Linked DNA regions of Homo sapiens: region 2 is linked to region 1. Evidence: read pairs that join two places in POLR2A ChIA-PET (ENCODE). Cell type or tissue: PC-9. All regions are shown on one strand. Each heading gives the region's core, and the rest is flanking DNA. Links, peaks and the distances in the headings are about the cores only. Region 1 overlaps ZNF514 (zinc finger protein 514). Region 2 has its middle 35 kb from the start of MAL-AS1.

What was found. Peaks named below come from ENCODE experiments on the same cell type or tissue, not always from the same donor. Only the 100,000 strongest peaks of a DNase experiment are listed, where the experiment ranks them.
Region 2: POLR2A ChIA-PET joins it to region 1 with 5 read pairs; 7 of 35 experiments call an interaction of 5 or more read pairs at or near these places.

What each region holds. Positions count from the first base shown.
Region 1 is chr2:95,145,919-95,151,294 of GRCh38, reverse strand. ZNF514 (zinc finger protein 514) reads left to right here. Exons shown (of 5, transcript NM_032788.3): 5 at 1,028-5,376. The coding sequence ends at 2,013. Among named protein-coding and RNA genes, the nearest start is that of ZNF514, 11 kb to the left of the region's middle. In PC-9, for the core only: no CTCF peak of the experiment used is centred there; no DNase peak of the experiment used is centred there.
Region 2 is chr2:95,059,523-95,064,898 of GRCh38, reverse strand. No RefSeq gene overlaps it. Among named protein-coding and RNA genes, the nearest start is that of MAL-AS1, 35 kb to the right of the region's middle. RefSeq lists an enhancer at 1,823-2,012. In PC-9, for the core only: no CTCF peak of the experiment used is centred there; DNase peaks (open chromatin) are centred at 2,018 and 4,648; H3K4me3 peaks cover 840 bases; H3K27ac peaks cover 4,257 bases.

The DNA of each region.
Region 1 (5,376 bases), core at 65-5,064:
TTTACACATCTTTCTGCCCAGCCAGGAAATGCTCTCCGATTTTAAGCACTCATGATTAGATTTGACCTATTTAAATAATCCAGGATAATCTCCCCATCTCCAGGTCTGTGCTCTTAATCACATCTGCAAAGTCCCTTTTGTCATATAAGGTAACCCACTCACAGGTTCTTGTGATTAGGGCATGGGCATCTTTAGGGGAGAGTTTCTCTTCCTATCATATAGAGTAATATGATACATGTTATATGTATATGTGCATAATATATAATAATATAGGGTGTGCACTAAGGTGTTAAAAGAATACTTCGTGGAGGACATGAGCTTGTCCCTGAAAGGTACGCAAAGTCTTAAAGAAAGAGAGTGGTGAGAGGGGCAGTGGATATATGGGAAACAGGAAGGCAGCCAGTTTCTGTGCTCAAGGCACTTGCTGAAAAAGAGGACAGGACCTGGTAAAGTATTATAGAGCTATAGTGGAAGATAAAGGGTTTATCCTGTAGGCACTGGAGAGCCTTTGGAAGATTAAGACTGGGAAGAAACTTAAGGAAATGGGCATTTGGAAAAGAAGAAAGTGAAGGGTTTCAGGAAACCTGGAGGTAGGAAGACTGGGTAGAATTCTGTTACAATTATGTAGGCTTGAAGAAATTGTGAGAATATAGAATCTGTACCTGGGTGACTTACGATCCTATACTTGGTTTATTGATTTTTGTCTCCATCCTTTACACTTAGTCTATTTCCTTGTCACCCTTCCTACCCTCCTCTCATCTTTAGTCTTTGGACTTACCTTGTGTACTGGAATCTAAACACATATCTCTCAGATTTTCTTAATCTCCAGTCATCTGCTCATCACTCATTCTTGATACTCCAAAACCATCTTCAGACATAAGCCATTATTGAAAAAATCTGTACGTCCCTTTTAGGTGTTATTTTAAAGCTTAATTATTTCACATTCATTATAGGAGCTTGCTTTTCTTGCTACATAGGACATTCTACATACTAGAATGTCTTCTTTTTTTTTTTTTTTTTTTAACAGACTGGAAGAGAAGGTCTAAATCCAAGGAATCAATGCCAAGTTGGGGAATTTCCAAAGAAGAATTATTCCAGGTAGTATCAGTGGAAAAACACATTCAAGATGTGCTGCAGTTCTCGAAGTTGAAAGCAGCCTGCGGTTGTGATGGCCAGTTAGAGATGCAGCAGATAAAACAGGAGAGACACCTGAAACAAATGTCAACCATTCACAAATCTGCCACCACCCTTAGCAGAGATTATAAATGGAATGGATTTGGGAGAAGCTTAGGTTTAAGATCAGTCCTTGTTAACCAACACAGCATTCTCATGGGAGAAGGATCTTATAAATGTGATACAGAATTCAGGCAGACTTTAGGGGGAAACAACTCTCAGAGAACCCACCCAGAAAAGAAATCTTGTAAATGTAATGAGTGTGGGAAGTCCTTTCACTTCCAGTCAGAACTTAGGCGCCATCAGCGATGTCACACTGGAGAAAAGCCGTATGAATGCAGTGACTGTGGAAGAGCCTTTGGTCATATTTCATCCCTTATTAAACATCAAAGAACTCATACTGGAGAAAAGCCCTATGAATGCAGTGAATGTGGGAGAGCCTTCAGCCAGAGTTCGTCTCTTGTTCTGCACTATAGATTTCACACTGGAGAGAAACCCTACAAATGTAATGAATGTGGACGAGCCTTTGGTCACACTTCATCCCTTATTAAGCATCAGAGGACTCATACTGGAGAAAAGCCCTATGAATGCCGGGAATGTGGGAGAACCTTCAGCCAGAGCTCATCACTCATTGTGCATTACAGATTTCATACTGGAGAGAAACCTTACAAATGTAATAAATGTGGGAGAGCCTTCAGCCAGAGTTCATCTCTCACTCAACATTACAGATTTCACACTGGAGAGAAACCCTACAAATGTAATGAGTGTGGAAGGGCCTTTGCTCATACTGCATCCCTTATTAAACATCAGAGAAGTCATGCTGGAAAAAAAACCCTATAAATTCAGTGAATATAGAAGGGCTTTCAGCTGGAGTGCAGACATCACTGGAACTTAAAGAATTCATATCAGAGAGAGATCCTAAAGGTGTAATGTATGTGGGAAGACCACATCTTGTTCCACATCAGGCAATAATTACTAAAGAGAATCCCTGTCAATGTCAAGAGGGGGTGGGCTTCCCCTCTCTTACCAAACATGGGAGAATCCATACTAGTGAGAAACCACGTGAATGTAATGAATGTGGGAACGCTTTGATCAGAGGATGCATATTATTCAGCATCAGACAGCCGACACTGGGGAGGAGCCTTATCAATGCAGTGAGTGTGGCAAGCCTTCAGTTACATACTGATTCTTTAAGAAAATCAGATAACTTGTACTGGAGAGAAATCCTACAAGTGTGGTAAGTATGGAAAAATCTTCAGTTGTATCTCTTCCTTTACTAAGCATCAAGAACACATACTAGAGAGAGGCCCTATGAAAGCAGGAAATAGAGGAAGGCCTTCAGTCAGGGCTCATCCCTTATTAAGCATCAGAAAATTCATACCTGAGAAAAACCTGTGAATGTGGGTAATGTGGGAGAGCCTTCAGCCAAACCTCATTGCTTTATAAACCCCTTAGAACTCTCCCTACTAGCTGGAAACTCTGGTGACGTGATGAATGTGGGAAGGGCTTTGGTGGATGTTCCACCAAAACACGTTAGAGAATTTGTACATTAGAGAATTTGTGCTAGAGCAACTCTTCAAATTTAGTGAAACTGGGAAAACCCATTAGTAGAGTTCAAGCTTCAGTATTCATCTCAAAGAGAAACCTTGGGAACATGATGAATGTGAGGAAAGTTCCTTTCCAACTTGAGATGTATAAAACTAGAGCTGAAAAGAAGCTGAGAAATCACCTTGTCTGGTGATTTTCTGCCTGGTGGGGCCATTTGTATAACGACACTTGTGCATTGCCTCCTCATGCTGTTACTGACGGGGCAGGGTGTCATGCATGGGTGCAGAGGATGGAGGCTGAGAAAGGTAGACAGCTACCCATGATCTAGCCCAGTCGTATTTTAGAGCTAATAAAACTGATGTTCAGAAAGTGACATGCCTTGGCCTATAGTCCTAACTGGGCTGGGCCTCTTTCCTGTGGTTCACAGCTGTAGTATGGAGATTAATAGACTGGATCTTTGCAGTACAACACCTCTATGCACTTCTTTCTCTGTAGCACATGTTACCTTTCTTTGTGAGGCAATGGAGTGGTCTAGGATTGAGCAAAAAGCAATTTTTGTTACATCTTTATGCTAATAGATTTGGAATTTTTGAAATGAAATGAAACCTTGTTTAAACATTAAAATTACTAAAATAGGCTGGGCGCGGTGGCTCACGCCTGTAACCTCAGCACTTTGGGAGGCCGAGGCGGACAGATCACGAGGTCAGGAGTTCGAGACCATCCTGGCTAACACAGTGAAACCCTGTCTCTCCTAAAAATACAAAAAAATTAGCCAGGCATGGTGGCGGGCGCCTGTAGTCCCAGCTACTTGGAAGGCTGAGACAGGAGAATGGCGTGAATCGGGGAGGCAGAGCTTGCAGTCAGCCGAGATCACGCCACTGCACTCCAGCCTGGGAGACAGAGTGAGACTCCGTCTCAGAAAAAAAAAAAAAAAACAACTAAAATATGGGTATTATGCACAATCCAGATCTCAAAAACGTGATTCTAAGTGAAAGAAGGCAGATGCCAGAGACCAGGTATTTTCTAGTACCATTTTAGGAAATGTCCAGAAATGGCAGATCTTCAGAAACAAAGTAACTGCAAATGTTACAAGGAATCTTTTTAGGGTGACGAAAATGTTCTAAAACTAGATGGTGGTGATGGTTGAACGATTTGGTAACTTCACTAAAAATCATTGAATTGTTCACTTTATATGGGCAGATTTTATGGTAAATATACCTCAATAAAATCATTTTTCAAAATCAAATTTACACATATACCAACCATTGCTAAACAAGTATTCCTGTTTTGTTTGTTACTTCAAGCCATCTATGCATTTTTGGTATCACTTTTTATTTTCTGTAACAGTTACCCCTACATTTACTGGGTCTCAGAACCTTGTCAGGCTCTGCTTTAAAGTTCCTACCATGTTGGCTCTGTAACTCAGGTGGAGAAGCCTAGACCAGGAGCTGGCGTAGACCAAAGGATACTTGCCTAATAAGGATTAGCTTATACTGAGGAAAATACTTTAAGCATTTAAAGTCCAGATGAGGAAGTTGAGCCCAGAATTCAGGGAACCAGCTCAAAGTGGGCCCATGCAGACAGGCTGGGTCTAAGAGTCCACAAGGTTGGCCAGGGCAGGTAGGATGCACAGGAGGCATCTGGATCTGGAAGTACTTGGACAGCTGAGGTCAAGATCACACAGAAATTTATTCCTGGACAGCCAAGGTTTACAGGAGCAGAAATAGCAAATATTTTCTTGCTCCGTCTCTCCCTTTTTTCCCAGTGCCCTTTTCTGTACCTACCCAGATCACTTTATACCTAGACATCTGTCACAATTTTGTAACTGGTCTTCGTCCAAAATCTGTCTCCTCTTCTCATGTATCCTTGCCATATTAACCATACTTACCAGTTTGAACCCAGTGTCCTGCCCTCCAAAAATCCTTTGCACGGCCTACAAGATAAATCCTCACCCCCCGTGTGTGGTATATAATGCCCTCTTTAGGCTGCTCCAACCTCCTGCTGCTCCTGACAGAAGCCTCCATTGCACACAAATGCTCTCTTGTCATCCCTCAGACATGCCTTTCCACATCTCAGCCTGCAAACCTTTACCTTAGCTGTTCTATCAGCCGGGGGCACCTTCTCTACTTACCTAAAGCCTACATAATCAGTCAGAAACCTGTGTAAATTTCCCTTCCTTGGAGAGGTGTTCTCTTGAAAACTGATATGAAGTCATATCTTACCATTTGTAATCATAAACATATTTGTTTGTGTAAGTTTTTAAAAATGGACAATATCTAGACTTGTGGTAAATCGTATCACTGTCTTGATCTATTTAAATAATTTTTTATCACTTTACCACTTTCTTGTTTCCTGAACCAGATGACAATGGAAAAAGTCAAATGGTAAAATATTTTAAGAGATTTATTCTGAGATAAATATGAGTGACCTGTAGGCACAGTTGACCAGCATTTGCCTTAAAACAGAGACCTTAAGACTAACAAAAACAGACTCTTTGTAGCAATAACAACATGACAGTAAGTCCTGAGAGAAATCAAAGTGTTTTACGCCAAAATAGATTTAAGTCTGATAAGAAACAAGTCTGACACAGCCCCAGGAGATCCTGAGAACATGTGCCCAAGGTGGCTCTTGTCAGGAGCAGCAGCAGGTTGGGGC
Region 2 (5,376 bases), core at 140-5,139, 86 kb after region 1:
AAGTGCTGGGATTATAGGCGTGAGCCACTGTGCCCAGCCCCAATAAGGTTGTTTTTCAAATATAAGCTATTAAACAAAGATTTCCAGAAATCCCAGGAATGCCTTTAATATAAAACAGAGAGCTCAAAAGAAACAAAAAGTGAGTATAAAGGAGAAGAAAACATCCATACGATTATTCATACCCTAGGAGGGGAAAAAAGAAAAGATAACAGATCCATGAAGCAAAGAAGGATGACTTTGAAAAGGAAAATCAGAGCACAGAAGAAAGCTCTTAGAAATAAGTTTTTAAAAATTAACAATAAAAATTAAAAACTCAGTAGAATAGGATGACAAATTTGAGGAACTTCCCAGAAAGTAGAGCAAAATGACAGAGATAGAAGACAGTAAAATAGCTGGGCACGGTGGCTCACGCCTGTAATCCCAGCACTTTGGGAGGCCGAGGCGGGTGGATCACGAGGTCAAGAGTTCAAGACCAGCCTGACCAACATGATGAAACCCCGTCTCTACTAAAAATACAAAAATTAGCTGGGCGTGGTGATGTGTGCCTGTAATCTCAGCTACTCAGAAGGCTGAGGCAGGAGAATCACTTGAATCAGGGAGGCAGAGGTTGCAGTGAGCCAAGATCGCGCTACTGCACTGCAGCCTGGGCGACAGACAGAGACTCCGTCTCAGAAAAAAAAAAAAAAAGAAGAAGAAGACAGTAAAATAAAGAAGCTTAGCGAGCCAGTTCAGAAAATTGGATACACAAATAATAGAAAGCCCTAAACAGGACAGAAAAATAGCAGAGGAAATCATGGAAGAAATAGTAACTCTGGAAGCTTGAATGCAATAGAACTATGCCTCTCACATTTTGAACGAAAATTATTTAACCCCAGTTTTATTCTCAGCTTAACTATTAATCAAGGGTGAAGGTAGAATAAAACATTGTCCAACAGTAGCAGTCTAAAACTCAGCCATCTCAACTCCCATTAAACAGTTTCCTAGGAGGTCACCAGAGCATGTGTCCCCGCATGAGTGAGCCTAAAGGGGCAAGAGCTAGCTGTGCACACAGCAGGAAAGGGGAGAGGGGTACAGGGGCAAGGAGGGGCATCCAGGAAGATGACGCAGGGACCGCGGGCCCCAGGCATTGAGGGCACCTAGTGAGAGTGGGAAGGCTCTGGGAGAGACCCCCCAGGAGGAGGAAGAATACCTGATGTGTCTGATGATCTTGAGGGAGACTTAAAAAATTGTCACGGCCCAGGAGTTTGGACCAGCCTGGGCAACATAGCGAGATCTTGTCTCTACAAAGAAAAAAATCAGCCAAGCTTGTGGGTGCACATCTGTAGTCCCAGCTACTCAGGAGGCTGAGGTGGGAGGACGGCTTGACCCTGGGACACTGAGGCTGCAGTGAGCTGTGATCGTGCCACTGCACTCCAGCTTGGACAACAGAGCGAGACTGTCTCAAAAAAAAAAAAAAAATTGTCACCAGATTTGAGTTGAATTAATAAGTAAATAGAAGAAAATAAGCCCCTTCTCTTGAAAAACAAAAACAAAAAAACAAAAAACCCCCAAAAAACCCCACAAAACCCCAAACCGCAGGCAATTATTAGCATCATGGGAAACAAAAGAAAGAAGTAGTTCTGGTGCACTGAATGGCTTGTCTCTGAATAGCATGACATAGCTTAATACAGCACTACAAACGATGAATTCTGACCTGCACAAGATTACCACGCAGCCACACAGGAGGGTGGAGGGAGAGGAACTGAATGCAGGAGGTGGGGATGGAGAAGGACAAGAGCTCAATTCTCATCATCCAAAGTGAGGAAGTGAGGAGTCTGTAAATCTACTTTTTTTTTTCCTTTTTGTGGAGAACTGGGCCTGGCTATGTTGCCCAGGCAAGTCTCCTGTGCTTAAACAATTCTCCTGTCTCTGCCTACCTAAGCGCTGGGATTACAGGTGTGAACCACCACGCCCAGCAAGAAAACCTAAATCTAAAAACCCAGGAAGCTTCAACACAGACTTGTTATTTACACACAGAGCAAATGCCAACACGATTAGCATGAGAGGTGGAAGCAGCTGCCTCTCTGCCTCTAGGGGAAGAGGAGAGTGCAGGAGGGCAGGAGTGCAGGGAGTATTGGGAGCTTTTATGAACTATTTGAGCCTTCAAACCACGTTCACATCTATGCTTGGTAGAAATAAAAATGTAAGGATTACTAACACAAATGAAGAGAGCACATTGGAGGCAGAGGAATGGGCAGAGCTGTGGGCTGACTCTTTCAAGGAGTCGGGCTGGGCAGGGGACAAGAGGAGCGGGATTGGTGGTTTTCTTGGGTCTGGTGTGATTTGGGTGTTGTGAGATTTTCGCATTTTCATTTTTGCTTATGTATTCATCTGGTTTTGGGTGTGTTGGTGGTGCTGTTGTCTTGAAGGATGCTGAGATTGGACTGGATGCCGTGGGGGCGACCCCGAAGGGAGCAGAACAGCCACTGAAGATGGGGGAGACAGCTGTGTTGGAAGGAGGCCCGAGTCTGGCAGTGGGGGTGGATGTGACTGGGAGGATGGAGGTGGGTTTGTAGAGAGGGAGGGATGGGCAGGAAGAAGGGGTCCAGGAAGGGTCCCTTCCTCTAATAGGGAAGCTTCTTTTTTTTTTTTAACTAAAAAATTTCTATTTTTAGAAGTAGGAGGTGAAGTTACTCCTTGTGCCAAAGGAGTGACCAATAGGGGCTTGAGGATTGAGTGAGTTCCACAGGATGCTTCAGTCGCTGACTGAGGCCCTGCTTGGGTAGGAGGCAAGGGTGCACCGATTCTGTGAAGACACAGACTGTTCTCAGCACCCCGGGTAGGAGGGCAGGAAGGGAGAGGGCTGTGTCTCCGTGGCTGGGGAGGAAGGAAGGCTCCCTGGCACCCACTGTCTGGGCAGGTGGCTGGACCACGGCTTTGCACCTCACAAGGGTCTGTGTGTGGATGTGGAGGCCCCACGGAGCCAAGGCCGCACACCAGAACCACAGCTGTCAGTGTGCTGGTGCCCAAGGAAGGGGCGCTTTCATCCATGCCTGTCCCTTGCACCTCTCTCTGTCCCCAACCACTCGCTGCAGACCTCAGATGGCCTCTGCAGCCTGTTCTCTCTCACAGTTGTCTGGGAATTAACTCGACTGGAGCTTGCTTGAGTCTGCTGGGGCTTGCTTACAGCTCCTCAAACACTGGGTGGAGGGGCTGCTCCTCTGGGTTTGTCCTCTCACCCCTGCGGGAAGCACATGCTCAGCAAGACAGGCTTCAGAGCAGGAAGGAGTGAACAGACCTGAACAGCCAGCCTCTTCCCAAACCTGGACCCTATGTCAGGACCAGGCCACTGTTGGGGCCAGGGGACCTGCCTGTCTGGACTGGGAAATGCTTGCATTCTATTCCCCTGAAACAATACAGAAAGCAAAACAGGATCAGGCAACTGTCTTCTTTACTAAAGTCTCATCTGAGTCCTGTTAGGTCAAAAGATAGCACCATTCCTGTTTGGGGTGTAAAGTAAACACTTTTTTTTCTTTTTTGTTTGGAGACAGGATCTTGCTCTGTTGCCCAGGCTGGAGTGCAGTGGCCCAATCATAGCTCACTGCAGTCTCAACCTTCTGGCCTCAGGAGATCCTCCCACCTCAGCCTCCTGAATAGCTGGAAACACAGATGCACACCACCATGCTCAGATAATTAATTTTTTTTTTGTAGAAGCAGGGTCTCCCTGTGTTGCCCAGGCTGGTCTCAAACTCCTAACCTCAAGCGAAGCTCCCACCAAAGTACTGGGATTACAGGCAAGAGCCACTGCACCCCACCAGTAAGTTTTACTGTAAAACATTAGTTTTTTCTTTCCAAATCCCCAAATACTCCCCATTCTGGTGCCCCATGCACCAGAGGTTCCCTGGCCAAAGTGCAGGCATCGTTGGGAACAATAGCCCTTTTAAGCCTCAGAGGGAAGCCGGGACAGCGGAGAGCGTGCATCCAGCGCAGTCTGCGTACAGGGCTAGGGTGGGAAGAGTGCTCAAGGGAAGACAGACTCACAGGGAGACAGGGAACACTGAGGATGCAGAAGTCTACGTGATGCCTCTGCCTGGCTTCATCTGTGTGTGGCATTAGCCAGGCACGATTCAGCCTCAGAGAACCTGCTTCCTCATCTGCATGGTGGAAATGATCGTAGCATCTCCCTAGGAGGATTGTCTTGAGGTGACAGTGGAGAACACGTGCGGAGCTCTTAGTTCCACTTATATGGAGAATGCACACCGGCCGCTGTGGGGCCTCATGTTTGATACAGGAGGTAACGACATTCAGCAGATGGAGCGAGTGGGATGGGGCACGAGACTGACCATGTGGCCAGCTTTCTCTGTCCCTCCTTAACCTCTTTCTACCCACCTTCCTGCCAAGTGAGGCCAGAAACCCTGCCCCTTCCATTCCAGCAGGGACAGTGCCAGTGTCCGAGAGTGTACTCTGTGGGGACAGCCACCAGAGAACTGGGTATCTTTAGCCTTCGCCTGTCAGCACCAGAGCCAGAAAACTGCCCACCTCAGAAAGTAGGGTGAAGGGCAGGGCAGGCCCTATCCCAGCATCTGGCCACCCAGGCTGGCTTGGCTGGGCACACCATCTCGGTGCACATTCCTGTCATTGTTTGTCCAAGATGGGGCACGGGCCTAGATTGGAGGCCCCAGCCCCGATTGTAGAAGTGAGTAGTCCATGAAAATATGCTGTCCTTCCACCTGCACTTCCCCTGCGGGCCACCGTCTCCTGGCTTGGTGGCAGGGATGAACCATGGGTGGGGCCCTCAGGGTCAATTCTCTTCCTCTTCCCTCGGCCAACAGCTGTCCTGGGGGGCTGCGTGGGGCCTCTCAGTCCTCCTAGCCTGTTGAGGGTGGCTATGGGTGAGCATCAGCTGAGACCCAGCCATGGTGTCTGGGAGGCAGTGGAGTATCGGGAGTGGGGTCTGGAGGGTGGGGGCTTGCAGGCTTAAGGACAGCAGGTGGGGTGTGGGGAGCCAGGATGCCCAGAAGCAGGAGTGGGACAGGTGTAGCGCCCTGGAGGAGGGAGTATGTGAGCTGGGCAGGGTTTAAGCCAGTGGATTACATCCTCATCACCACCATCGTGCCACCTAACACCCATGGTACAACACACCTGGACTGTGCTGGGTGATGGGTGCATGATGTGAGGGGCAGCCGTGCCCCTCATTCCAGCCACCGGTGGAGGTCTGTCCTGCATGATCCACAGGTGTCACCAGCTCTCACCCTAGAAAGTGGAGGCCACGGGGCCAGACTCCCAGTGGGCAATAGACCTGGAAGTTGCCTTCAGTGAGCCTCCCCAGCCCCTTTTTGCCCCCTTGCCCTGTCTTTATCGTGGGTTACTCCTTGCTCTCACCAGCCCCCGTCTCTC